Regions from separate parts of the Homo sapiens genome. Here region 1 is linked to region 2. A link is an interaction called in ENCODE POLR2A ChIA-PET data of the cell type or tissue named here. Cell type or tissue: PC-9. All regions are shown on one strand. Links, peaks and the distances in the headings refer to the core of each region. The heading gives the core; the rest is flanking DNA.

Region 1 (6,822 bases), core at 1,018-6,017, 92 kb after region 2:
TCATGTACAAGTCTTTTTATGAACATATTCTTTCATTTTCCTTGGGTAAATGTGTAGGATTGAGATGGCTGAATCATCTGATAGATATTATGTTTAACTTTTTAAGAAACTACCCTTATTTTCCCAAGTGGTCATACCACTTTATTTTGTATTTCTGTCAGCAGGATATGAGAGTACCAATTCCTTCACCTTCTTGCTAACATTTGGGGTGATCCATGTGTTAGCTCCTATGGATGGTGTAACAAACTACCATCAATTTGGTGGCTTAAAAGAATAGAAATATATTCTCTCACAGTTCTAGAGACCTGAGGTCCAAAATCAGTATCTGAAATCAAAGCATGAGTGGGGCCACACTCCCTCTGGCAGTTCTAAGGGAGAATCTGTTCCTTGGCTCTTCTGACTTCTGGTGGTTGCCATATTCCTTGGTTTGTGGCTGCATCACTCCAATCTCGGCTTCTGTAGTCACGTTGCCTCTTCTGCAGGTGAAATCTGCCTCTTCCTCTCTCTTGAAAACACTTGTTGATATAGACAGGAGGCAGCCAAGGATTCCCTGGCAAAACCCTGCCTTCAAGTCTAAAACAGCCTGAAGGCTGAAAAACCAGACTGCTAACCCTGGAGAATCTCCCACTGACCTGTGCACTGGGAGGACAGAGTGGGGCTTTGGGAAGTTCCTGCCATTTGCAATGGGGAGGACTCTGGCCCCTGCTGTTCCTGTGTGGTAACCTGGAATTTAGTCTATGAGATGGGGCCCTATTAATAGGAACTCCTATCGCTTTGTTGAGAGTCTTTTTCCTTTTTGCCCAATAAATTACATAACACCTCACCCCTCAAAGTGTCTGTGTCCCTATTCTTTCCTGGTTGTGTGACAAGAACCCAGTTTTTCTTACAACATTATGGTAGCATTTCAGGTCCATCCAGGTAATCTCACACTTAATCACATCTCCAAAGACCTTCCCCTCCTATTTTTTTGGGGAGAGGGGGGCATATAAGATAATAGTCAGAATCTATGAATTAGGACTTGGCTATCTTTGGGCAGGAGCCATTCTTCAGTCTACCATAGCCAGTCTTTTTAATTTTAGCCACTCTAACAGGTTTGTAGTGGTATCACATTGCTTTTAATTTGCATTTCCTCAGTGAGCTAACAAAGTTAACCTCTTTTTATGGGCTTATTTACCATCTGTATATCTTCTTTGTTGAAGTATGTGTTCAAATCTTTTGCCCATTTTTAAATTGGGTTGTTTGTTTTCTTATTTTTGAATTTTGAGAGTTCTTTATCTATCCTGCATTTAAGTTCTTTATCAGGTACATCATTTGTAATATTTCTTCTAGATTGTGTCTTGTCTTTTCATTCACTTAACAGTGCCTTCTTTGACAGCATTTCTTGATTTGTATCATCATTCATCCTTTTCACACTTTCTAGATTGAGCCCCTTAAGGGCATGGGCTACAAATTATTTCCTCTACACCTTCAGCACCCAGCATAATACCTGACACATAGGAGATACTCACTGAATGCTATTTTTTTCTTCTCACTTTACTGCTCTTCCCTTTCATAGGGTCATATTTAAAAACCAAATTTTTTTTATATTAATAGTAAGATATTTCAGTGTGCTCTAGTCTGCAGCTTATTTTATTTTACATTTATGGAGATATGATTCGCAAATGACAAAATTTACCCTTTTAAAGTATAAAATGTAGAGGTCGTTCCTATGTTTATAAAGTTGTGCCGCCATCACCACTATCAGAACATTTCATCATCCCCCCAAAAAATGCCATACCTAGAATTCATGCCCCATTCTTTTCTCCCCCATCTCTCCCACCAATTTGTTTTCTGTCTCTTATGGATTTGCCTATTTTGGACATTTCATATGAATGTAATTATACAATATATGGCATTTTTGTGTCTGGTTTAATTCTTTTAGAATAATATTTTCAAAGTTCATTCATGTTGTATCATGTATTAGTATTTCATTCCTTTTTATAGCTAAGTAATATTCTATTATATAGTTATACAGTCATGCATCACTTAACAGTGGGGACACATTCTGAGAAATGCATCGCTAGGCAATTTCACCACCATAGGAACATCAGAGTGTACTTATACTAACCTAGATGGGACAGTCTACTACACACCTAAGCTACATGGTATAGCCTATTGTTCCTAGGCTACAAACTGTATAGCATGTTACATTACTGAATACTGTAGGCAATTGTAACAAAATGGTAAATATCCATGTCAGGGTTCTGAGCCTAAGCTAAGCCATCATATTGCCTGTGACCTGCACTTATACATCCAGATGGCCCAAAGTAACTGAAGAATCACAAAAGAAGTGAAAATGGCCAGTTCCTGCCTTAACTGATGACATTCCACCATTGTGATTTGTTTCTGCTCCACCTTAACTGAGCAATTAACCTTGTGAAATTCCTTCTCCTGGCTCAGAAGCTCCCCCACTGAGCACCTTGTGACCCCCACCCCTGCCTACAAGAGAACAACCCCCTTTGACTATAATTTTCCACTACTTACCCAAATTCTATAAAACGGCCCCACCCCATCTCCCTTTGCTGACTCTCTTTTCACACTCAGCCCACCTGCACTCCAGTGAAATAAAAAGCCTTGTTGCTCACACAAAGCCTGTTTGGTGGTCTCTTCACACGGACATGCATGATAATCAGTATATCTAAACATGTTCAAATATAGAAAAGGTGCAGTTAAAATTTGGAATAAAAGATTTAAAAAGGGTACACCTGGGAGATTGCTGGCAAGATGGCCAAATACGAGCAGCTCCAGTCTACAACTCCCAGTGAGATCAATAAAGAAGGCAGGTAATTTCTGCATTTCCAACAGAGGTACCTGGTTCATCTCACTGGAACTGGTTAGACAGCGGGTGCAGCCCACAGAGGGCAAGCCAAAGGAGGGAGGGGCATCACCTCACGCGGGAAGCACAAGGGGTCGGGGAGCTCCCTCCCCTAGCCAAGGGAAGCCATGAGGGACTGTGCCATGAGGAACAGTGGACTCCAGCCCAGATACTACGCTTTTCCCACAGTCTTCTCAACTGCAGACCAGGAGATTCCCTTGGATGCCTACATCACCAGGGCCCTGGATTTCAAGCACAAAACTCGGTGGTCATTTGGGCAGACACGAAGCTAGCTGCAAGAGTTTTTTTTTTCACACCACAGTGGCGCCTGGAACACCAGCAAGACAGAACCGTTCACTCCCCTGAAAGGGGCTGAAGCCATTGAGCCAAGTGGTCTAGCTCAGCGGATCCCACCCCGACAGAGCCCAGCAAGCTAAGATCTGTTGACTTGAAATTCTTGCTGCCAGCACAGCAGTCTGAAGTTGACCTGAGATGCTTGAGCTTAGTTGGGGGAGGGGTGTCCACCATTACTGAGACTTGAGTAGCCAGTTTTCCCATCACAGTGTAAACAAAGCCACCAGGAAGTTCAAACTGGGCGGAGCCCACTGCAACTCAGTAAAGCTGATGTAGCTAGACTGCCTCTCTAGATTCCTCCTCTCCGGGCAGGGCATCTCTGAAAAAAAAGGAGCAGCAGCTCCAGTCAGGGACTTATACCCCCATCTCCCTGGAACAGAGCACCTGGGGGAAGGGGTGGCTGTGGGCGCAGCTTCAGCAGACTTAACGTCCCTTCCTGATGGCTCTGAAGAGAGCAGTAGATCTCTCAGCATAAAGTTCCAGCTCTGCTAATGGTCAGACTGCCTCTTCAAGTGGGTCCCTGACCCCCGTGTCTCCTGACGGAAAGACACATCCCAGCAGGGGGCAACAGACACCTCATATAGAAGAGCTCCAGCTGACATCTGGGGGGTGCACCTCTGAGATGAAGCTTCCAGAGGAAGGAACAGGCAGCAATCTTTGCTGTTCTGCAGCCTCTGCTGGTGATACCCAGGCAAACAGGGTCTGGAGTAGACCTCCAGCAAACCTGCAGCAGATGGCCCTGACTGGTAGAAGGAAAACTAACAAACAGAAAGGAGTAACATCAACAACAACAAAAAAGGACGTCCACTCAGAGACCCCATCCAAACATCACTAACATCAAAGACCAAAGGTAGATAAATCCACAAAGACAGGGAGAAACCAGCACAAAAAGGCAGAAATTCCAAAAACCAGAATGCCTCTTCTCTTCCAAAGGATCACAATTCCATACCAGCAAGGGAACAAAACTGGAAGGGGAATGAGTTTGACAAATTGACAGGAGTAGGCTTCAGAAGGTGGGTAATAACAAACTCTTCTGAGCTAAAGGAGCATGTTCTAACCCAATGCAAGGAAGATAAGAACCTTAAGAAAAGGTTAGAGGAATTGCTAACTAGAAAAGCCAATTTAGAGAAGAACATAAATGACCTGATGGAACTGAAAAATACAACACGAGAACTTCATGAAGCATACACGAGTATAAATAGCCAAATCGATCATGCTGAAGAAACAATATCAGAAATTGAATAACAACTTAATGAAATAAAGCATGAAGACAAGAATAGAGAAAAAAGAGTAAAAATGAATGAACAAAGCCTCTAACAAATATGGGACTATGTGAAAAGACCAAATCCACCTATGACTGGTGTACCTGAAAGTGACGGGGAGAATGGAAACAAGTTGGAAAACACGCTTCAGAATATTATCCAGGAGAACTTCTCCAACCTAGCAAGACAGGCCAACATTCAAATTCAGGAAATACTGAGAACACCATTAAGATACTCCTTGAGAAGAGCAAGCCCAAGACACATAATTATCAGATTCACCGAGGTTGAAATGAAGGAAAAAATGTTAAGGGTAGCAAGAGAGAAAGGTTGGGTTACCCACAAAGGGAAGCCGATCAGACTAACAGCAGATCTCTCTGCAGAAACCCTACAAGCCAGAAGACAGTGGGCCAATATTCAACATTCTTAAGGAAAAGAATTTTCAACCCAGAATTTCATGTCCAGCCAAAATAAGTTTCATAAGTGAAGGAGAAATAACATCCTTTAGAGACAAACAAACGCTGAGGAATTTTTGTCACAACCAAACCTGCCTTATAAGAGCTCCTGAAGGAAGCACTAAATATGAAAAGGAACAACCAGTACCAGCCACTGCAAAAACATACCAAAATGTAAAGACCATTGATACTATGAAGAGACTGAGTCAACTAACAGGCAAAATAACCAGCTAGCATCATAATGACAGGATCAAATTCACACATAACAATATTAACCTTAAATATAAACAAGCTAAATACCCCAATTAAAAAACACAGACTGGCAAATTTGATAGAGTCAAGACCCATTGGTGTGCTATGTTCAGTAGACCCATCTCATGTGCAAAGACACAAATAGGCTCAAAATAAAGGGATGGAGGAATATGTACCAAGAAAATGGAAAGCAAAAAAAAGCAGGGGTTGCAATCCTAGTCTCTGATAAAACAGACTTTAAACCAACAAAGATCAAAGAGACAAAGAAGGGCATTATATAATGGTAAAGGGATCAATGCAACAAGAAGAGCACCCAGATTCATAAAGCAAGTTCTTAGAGACCTACAAAGAGACTTAGATTCCAACACAATAATAGTGGGAGATTTTAACACCCCACTGTCAATATCAGAAACATCAACGGGACAGAAAATTAACAAGGATATTCAGGACTTAAACTCAGCTCTGGACCAAGCAGACCTAATAGACGTCTACAGAACTCTCCACCCCAAATCAACAGAATATACCTTCTTCTCAGCACCACATAGCACTTCTAAAATGGACCACATAATTGGAAGTAAAACACTCCTCAGGAAATGCAAAACAACGGAAATCATAACAGTTTCTCAGACCGCAGTGCAATCAAATGAGAATTCAGGATTATGAAACTCACTCAAAACTGCACAACTACATGGAATCTGAACAACCTGCTCATGAAGGATTACTGGCTAAATAACAAAATTAAGGCAGAAAGAAATAAGTTTTTTGAAACCAATGAGAACAAAGACACAACACACCAGAATCTCTGGGACACAGCTAAAGCAGTGTTTAGAGGAAAATTTATAGCACTAAATGCCCACAAGAGAAAGCAAAAAGATCTAAAATTTACACCCTAACATCACAATTAAAAGAACTAGAGAAGCAAGAGGAAACAAATTCAAAAGCTAGCAGAAGATAAGAAATAACAAAGATCAGAGCAGAACTGAAGGAGATAGAGACATGAAAAACCCTTCAAAAAATCAACAAATCCAGGAGCTATTTTTTTAAAGATCAACAAAATAGATAGACAGCTAGACAGATTAATAAAGAAGAAAAGAGAGAGGAGTCAAATCGATGCAATAAAAAATGATGAAGGGGATATCACCACTGATCCCACAGAAATACAAACTACCATCAGAGAATACTGTAAACAGCTCTACACAAATAAGCTGGAAAACCTAGAAGAAATGGATAAATTCCTGGATCCATACGCCCTCCCAAGTCTAAACCAGGAAGAGGTTGAATCCCTGAATAGACCAATAACAAGTTCTGAAATTGAGGCAGTAAATAATAGCTTACCAACAAAAAAAGCCCAGGACCAGATGGATTCACAGCTGAATTCTACCAGAGGTACAAAGAGGAGCTGGTACCATTTCTTCTGAAACTATTCCAAACAATAAAAAAAGAGGAACTCCTCCCTAATTCATTTTATGAGGCCAGGATCATCCTGATACCAAAACCTGGCAGAGGCACAACAAAAAAAGACATTTACAGGCCAATATCCCTGATTAACATCGATGCAAAAATCCTCAGTAAAATACTGGCAAAATGAATTCAGCAGCACATCAAAAAGCTTATCCACCACAATCAATTTGGCTTCATTTCTGAGATG
Region 2 (6,822 bases), core at 760-5,759:
CAGTTTGGAAGCTCCTCAAACTGTTAAACTTTATGACCCAGCAATTCCACTCTTAGGTATATACACAAGAGTAATTAAAGCATTATTAAATTAAATGAGAACATACATCTATACAAAAACTTGTACATGATTGTTCATATCAATACTATTTGTAATAGCCAAACAGTGTAAAGAACCCAAAAGACCATCGACTGATGAAAGAATAAATAAAATATAGTACATCCATACAATGGAATATTATTCAGCAATAAAATGACAAAGTACTGATATGTGCTACATTGTGAATGAATCTTGAAAACACTATTCCAAGTGAAGGAAAACAGTCACAAAAGATTACATATCATATGAATCCTTTTATATGAAATGTCCCGAATACACAAAACTATAGAGACAGAAAGATTAGTGGTTACACAGTGGTGGGGGCAGGGGATGGAAGGCTGGAAGGAAGTGAAGAGTGGTTTTCAGTTTCTTTCTGCAGGGACGAAAATCTTATAAAATTGATTGTGGTGATGGCTGCACAATTCCGTAAATATATGAACAACCACTGAATTGGACAATTTAAATGGGTAAGTTGTACAGTATACAATTTATATCTCAATAAAGCAGTTTTCAAAAATTAAATAAGAAATTGAGGAGTCAAGCAGTTATACCAAGAACACCTAGAAAACGGAAAGGAGAGAGATGCCTTCTCTTTCTCAGATTATGTCAACGTAAAGATACTTTTTCTTATTCAGATTAATTCAACATTTATTCATTGATGCCTACTACTCTTTAGGAACTAGGCTTGACTGGGAATCCCATAAAAAAGACCTAGTTCTCTCCCTCAAGGCTTTCCATCCCTACTAACAGCTGCTACCACTCACCGGGAAAGGAGCTAAGGGTTTCATGTATAGCATCCCATGATGAGGTGGACAGCCTTACCCTTATTACTGATGAGAAAGCCAACTCAAAGAGGGTAAGTGATTTGGCCATGTTCACAGCACTAACCAACAGGAGGGAGACTCGAAGCCAGATTTGTCTATGACAAAAGCCTATGCCCTCTTCACCTCACTGTATTCCTCCCAGGTCAAGGTGAGCAGGAAAGTACAAAAACTACTGCAATGAAATGCAGTCTGGATTAGGGTCAGAAGAGGGCCTCTCCAGCTCCGCATCAAGGAGAAGTCTTCACAAAAAAGTGAAACCTAGGCAGAACTCTCCTTCATGAGAGCTGATACATCACTCAAACAAAAGGAGGTGGGTGGGGCTTTCTACACACAGAAAAAGGTGAGAGGGAATGTGGAAAATTCAGAGACTAGGAAGCAGCTCCATCTGGCTAGAGTATCAGACAAGTATGAGGAGATGGTGGGAGAAAGAATAGAAAGGAGGTTGGGACTTGAAAATGACTGCCACTCGCAGCTAGGAATTTAACCCAAGCACAGAGGCTGACTAGACATTAAAGTATTCTAGGCAGGAGGCAAGAAAGAGCACTCTAGATGCAGGTGGTTAATGCTGGAAGCAGGGGCCTTGCAGGGATTAGGAGGCCCTGCAAATTGTCCAGCTGAGAACTGAGAAGGGCCTGAAGTGCAGCAGCAATGAAAACAGGGGAAAAGAAACAATTTGGAAGATGTTTAGGAGGTGGGAATTCCAAGACCTGGAAGGATGTGGAAACTTAAGGATCCTGACCCAAGAGGTAGACTGGACACTGATGGTGACAACAGTACCCACAACTCTCCTCCTTCCTTCCTGAGCCCCTCCCCCATGTAGCCACTGGCCTCAGGGAAACTGACCCCACTCCCACCCAGCTTCAGGAAAGACCCTTTATTCTTCTACAGGTGATCCCATTGCCCTTATCGCCCAAGAATGGCCATGAGACTCATTCTAGCTAAAAGACTCAAGGGAAGTCTGCTGGAGGACTTCAGGAGAAAGCCTTTCTCCTAGAAAAGACTGTCTCTATTACTATCCTACATATTGCCATATACAAATATCACCTCTTCATCTCTAGAATTTGGCCATTGCTACCACCTGAGGATGGCACTGGCTCCAAGATAGCAGAGCAAGGATGAAATGAGAGAAGCTGGGACCTTGATGTCACTGACCCGCCCTGAACCTCCTTTCCTTGCCCCTGGATTCCCTGATAGGTGAGCTAATAAACTTCCTCATGTTCAAGTAGTTTGCAATGGTATCTCCATAACTGGTGACCAAAGCATCTTTACTGATAGAGTGTGAGATCATTCATCAAACTTGGAAGCACAGGAAGATAAGCAGGTCTGGAGGAGGGTAGTGATGGCTGGCTTAGGCATCTAGTGCAGAATCTAGTAAGTGATCAGAATCCAGAAAATAAGGAAGTTGGGACTACAGGTACAGATGTGGAGTTTCAGCATTCTAGTGGTGGTTGAGGCAATGTGAGTAGATGCACAAATGGAACATGATACTATTTCTCCTACAGACAGATCTGACAAATATATATGAATATCAAATCACCACTGCTCTCCCACTTCTAACAACCACTCATACCCCTCGGAGAACCTGTGCAACCTTAGGCAGGGGTGGCAGAGATTCGATATCCCAAACTGAAATTCAGAAATAAATGTATTTGCAAATAATATATCATACATACTAATAGCTATCATTTATTGAGCACCTTTTATCCTATGTACCTAAAATTCTTTCCTCAAATTCTCACAGTCATCCTATGAGGCAGATATCATGCCCCTCAGCTTACAGATAAGGAAACTGGGGCTGGCAAAAAAAAAAAAAATCACTTGTCCAATCACAAAGCCAGTAATTACAAGGCAGACAAGGATTTGATTGAACACAGGACAGGGAGCAGGGAGGGGAAAGACTGATGGTGACCATACAGCACTCCCATTAGGAGGCTGGCCCAGGTGAAAGGGCCAAACTAAGTCAGGAGCAGCGAGGATGGCAGAGAAAAACCAATTTCGACAAGTCGCAATTAAGGCAGCAGAGGTTCCAAGCCTGCTTCTCAAACACAGGTCTGATGAAGGTCAAGGTGGAACCTGAGTGATTTAACAACTCAAATAGTCTCTCTGGGCTAGCTCAGCAACCTGACCCTCACTCACGGCCCCCACTGTTCTCTAAACAAAGCACTTTCTAACCAACCGCTGAAACATAGTCCCCCTCAAGATGAGGACTCCACATTACTAAATGCGCTTTCCCGAGGGCTCAGAAGGTGTCGTTCCTAAACAATACACTGCAGCACATGGTTCCCTCTGCAGTCTCGGTCCACCAATTCCTCCTTTGCCATCTGACCTTTTGGTTATTGTCTGTGTGAGCTATCGCTCAGCACTTCTCTGTTTTCCCTGCCTGTCCCCATCTCTCTTGTTCTAACTTCCTCTTGGCATGTCAATATCCTGTGCTGGAAAACAAACTTCTCACACATTTTGGAAGGGCTGCAGGCCCTTTATGTCTTCAGCGATCATTAAGACAGCCTCCGAAGGAACTATTCCAGACCTTGATGAATCTCTTTGCAAGAGTGTGTAGTTATAGAGAAAGGGATTCACAATACGCAGCATTAAGACATAATGACTATTTCACTTAAAAAAGAACACAGGAAATACATGCATGGCTCAGAGGACACAGGAATGCAATCACATTTTTTACAATGGTATAGACACTCTAAATTGTACTTACAAGGTTTTTGAGTCACAAAGTAAACTGACTGGTTCCTGAATTTAGCACACTGAGTCTATGCCCAGGACATGTGATAACAGGTGCCTGTTTAATCTTAACATATGAAACGTGGAAACAAAACTTATGGTGCAGAAACAAACGGTGGTTAGTCATCACAACCCAAAGCAGGATGACCAGGAGCAATATGCAGGAGCTTCAGATGTGATTAAAATTGTCAGAGATAAAGCTGAACCAAAGCAGTCAATCTCAGAGAGGCAGGAGCCGTAGATGCAGCCAGTTTGATCTCTGACTTGTCATGTTTACAACAGGCCTGCAGACAAACACACTTTGCATCAGAATGAAAAATATAATTTTTTCATAAAAACCCAATATTTAATGTATTTACACCATCTTTTCCAGTAAGCCTTAGAGCAGTGTCAGATTAGGTTTAAACAGCTTCAAGAGTAACACACAGGTGATTCAGCAAGATTAAAAATTACAGTGCTGGTTCACAATAGCATAAACCCCCACTGTGAAACCAACCAACATGGTTCTCAGTTTCAAGAATGGGAGACAAGGAAGAAAAGTCACTAAAGTATGAGGATCTATTTTCCATTTGGGAAATATGCTCTTCTTCGGAAAGACTCAGGTTGGAAGGGGAGCATTAAATTTAGAAGAGAAAGATTTGGTACTTACAAAATACAAAAACGGTGTGATTCATGTTTTCTGAAATAGCTGCTAGTCAGCTTTTCAATGTACTGCATGCATTCAGTCCACTGCACCGTCTCATTTTCTACCCATTATCAATACAAAAATTAGAGTATCTTGACAACAGATTTTTCACAGTGGGATTCACTTTATTCTAGGGTCTTTTCTAGTAAAAATAAAATAGCAAAGGAACTCCATTATCTAGAAGATTTTCAATACAGCCTATTCCAGCTGTAACACTCCACTCATTCTTCTATCAAATTATAGTTAATAAGCATCTACCACATGAAGTATACAGCTCTGACTCCTGGGGATCACAGGTAGCAGCTCACAGGCTGCTGGAGGAGACAGATGTGTCCAGAAATAATGCATGCAGTGTGACAGATGCTGTAACAGGGATGTGTGAGGCACAAATAGGCACCTACCTCCGCTTGGTCAGGCAGAAGTGAAGGCTGCCTAGCAGATGGGACACTTGATTCAAGGATGCTTCCGATAAGTATGTGTTTATGGAGAAACAAAATGGTACACCAATCAGCAGGAATCTCATGCATAAAGTCTCAAAACAATCTGGAATATTTGGGAAACCGTGAGCAGTTTCTGCATACCTAGAGGGCAAGTCACTTGGACTGGCAGGGCTAGATCAGGTAGGGTGCTAAGTCAAACAATGAAGCTTGGACTTTATCTCTAGGAAGGAATGAGCCACTACAACAAGGAGAAGAGGAGGAAAGGTGGAATAAAGTTAAAATTTGCTGGGTGCTTATCATGTGCAAGACAGCATGAATGTAGAAGGTGAATACTGTACATCATTTCTCTTCATTTTACAGATGGGGAAACTGAAACTCAGAAACGACTCGGCTAGTAAGTAATTAGCGGTGCCAAAATTTAAACCCAGGTAATCTGACTTTAGAGCCTATGCTTTTAATCACTGCAGGTATTGTTTTGTGTATAAAGATATGAAGCACGTGTAAAGATACTTGAATATGAAGCAAGATAAAGATAACATATTGTTTTCACTGAATATGAGGGTAAACAACTCACCATTCCAAAAGAGGGGGAAAAAAGAAAAAATAGAAGGCATCTAAAAGTTACCCCGCATTCAATATTGAAACTGTGCAACAAAGACATAAGAACAAAGGAAGCTGCTATCCTCTATGAGAGTGGTTCTCAACGGAGGGTGATTATGCCCATCAGGGAAGATCTGGCAACATCTGGGGAGATTTTTGGTTGTCATTATTGGAAAAGAGGTGCCACACATCTGGTGAGAGGAGGCAGGGAATGCTGCTAAGTATCCTACAAGGGACAGGATAAACTCCCACAGGGAGTTCAAGATAGTTCAAGCTTACCAATACAGAATTCAAGAACACACACAGTAACTGGACTGCAAAAAGTGTAGTTCACTATCAACCAAGAATACCAGAAGCACCTAGGGAGGGACAGCCAAAAGCTGTTGGAGGTAACCAACAATGCTTTCCCCCTTAAACAGTTATTAAATCACATTCAAGTCATGGATGATAAAAGGTATTTTTAATAATTTTTTTCAAGAAAAAGACTTCTTGTAAAATTGAGGGGCTATTTATACACAGTTCATCTTATGCGGCCACAACCTGGATATCACTTTTGAATTTTAGAAAACTGGATGTAGTTATGCAGGAGAGACACTTTCTAGCCCAGTCACATCTAATTTAATACCCAATCAAGACCACAGTGAATCTTACGTTTGTGTGTGATTACTTGCTTCTACCTACGTTTATATGGTTCCTGACTCTGTACCTTAAGTAGCTGATACCAAAAGATATGAGTATTCACATATAAACTTAATATAATTTGTGAAACTATTGCTTTTCATTTTTTCCCAATCTTCTGGGATATTTTATTTATTAGTCCAAATTGAATGAAAATTGTAATTTTTGGTAAGTGAGATGCATAAAATTTAAGCCCTCGCCTTATGCTTGTTTTCCTAGCTTATTAGGAAATTTCTAACCAAAAGCATCAAAACTGACTCACAGTATTCCCTCAGGAATCTCAGGATGATTGGGAAGTAACATTATTTAGTAGTTAATGGATGAACTATACACTTTAACTGGGCGAAATGTATGGTATACCTTAACAAAGCCATTTAAAAGAAGGTAATGGAATTTTCATCTTACTGCCATATTGGTTTCATTAGTTTAGTCAATACTCATAGGGAAAAATGAGCACCTAAACATTCATCATGCTACTCAGAGGATTAAAATCTTGCCAAAATGAAAATACTAATCTATTTCATATTTGTAGCAGCAATTTTGAGAATTAAATTTATAATCAAATCTTGTGACTTTTGTTTTCCTGAAAATGTTTTGCTAACCAAATGAAAAACTAGAAAAGCAGTCTGAGCCACATTCAAGTTTTGCTAAGAGAACAAAAAGAAAGTTATCTACCTCCCTCAGCACAGAGAACTAGAAAGGATACAACAAAAGTTTCCCAGAACATTACTCAAACAACTGAGACCAACCATACCAAATATCC

Evidence for each region. Peaks named below come from ENCODE experiments on the same cell type or tissue, not always from the same donor. Only the 100,000 strongest peaks of a DNase experiment are listed, where the experiment ranks them.
Region 1: POLR2A ChIA-PET joins it to region 2 with 7 read pairs; 3 of 35 experiments call an interaction of 5 or more read pairs at or near these places.

Annotation. Positions count from the first base shown.
Region 1 is chr5:112,500,542-112,507,363 of GRCh38, forward strand. No RefSeq gene overlaps it. Among named protein-coding and RNA genes, the nearest start is that of EPB41L4A-DT, 84 kb to the left of the region's middle. RefSeq lists an enhancer at 3,079-3,578. In PC-9, for the core only: no CTCF peak of the experiment used is centred there; a DNase peak (open chromatin) is centred at 3,410.
Region 2 is chr5:112,408,903-112,415,724 of GRCh38, forward strand. The region is part of intron 1 of EPB41L4A (erythrocyte membrane protein band 4.1 like 4A); the gene reads right to left. Among named protein-coding and RNA genes, the nearest start is that of EPB41L4A, 7.0 kb to the right of the region's middle. In PC-9, for the core only: no CTCF peak of the experiment used is centred there; a DNase peak (open chromatin) is centred at 3,609.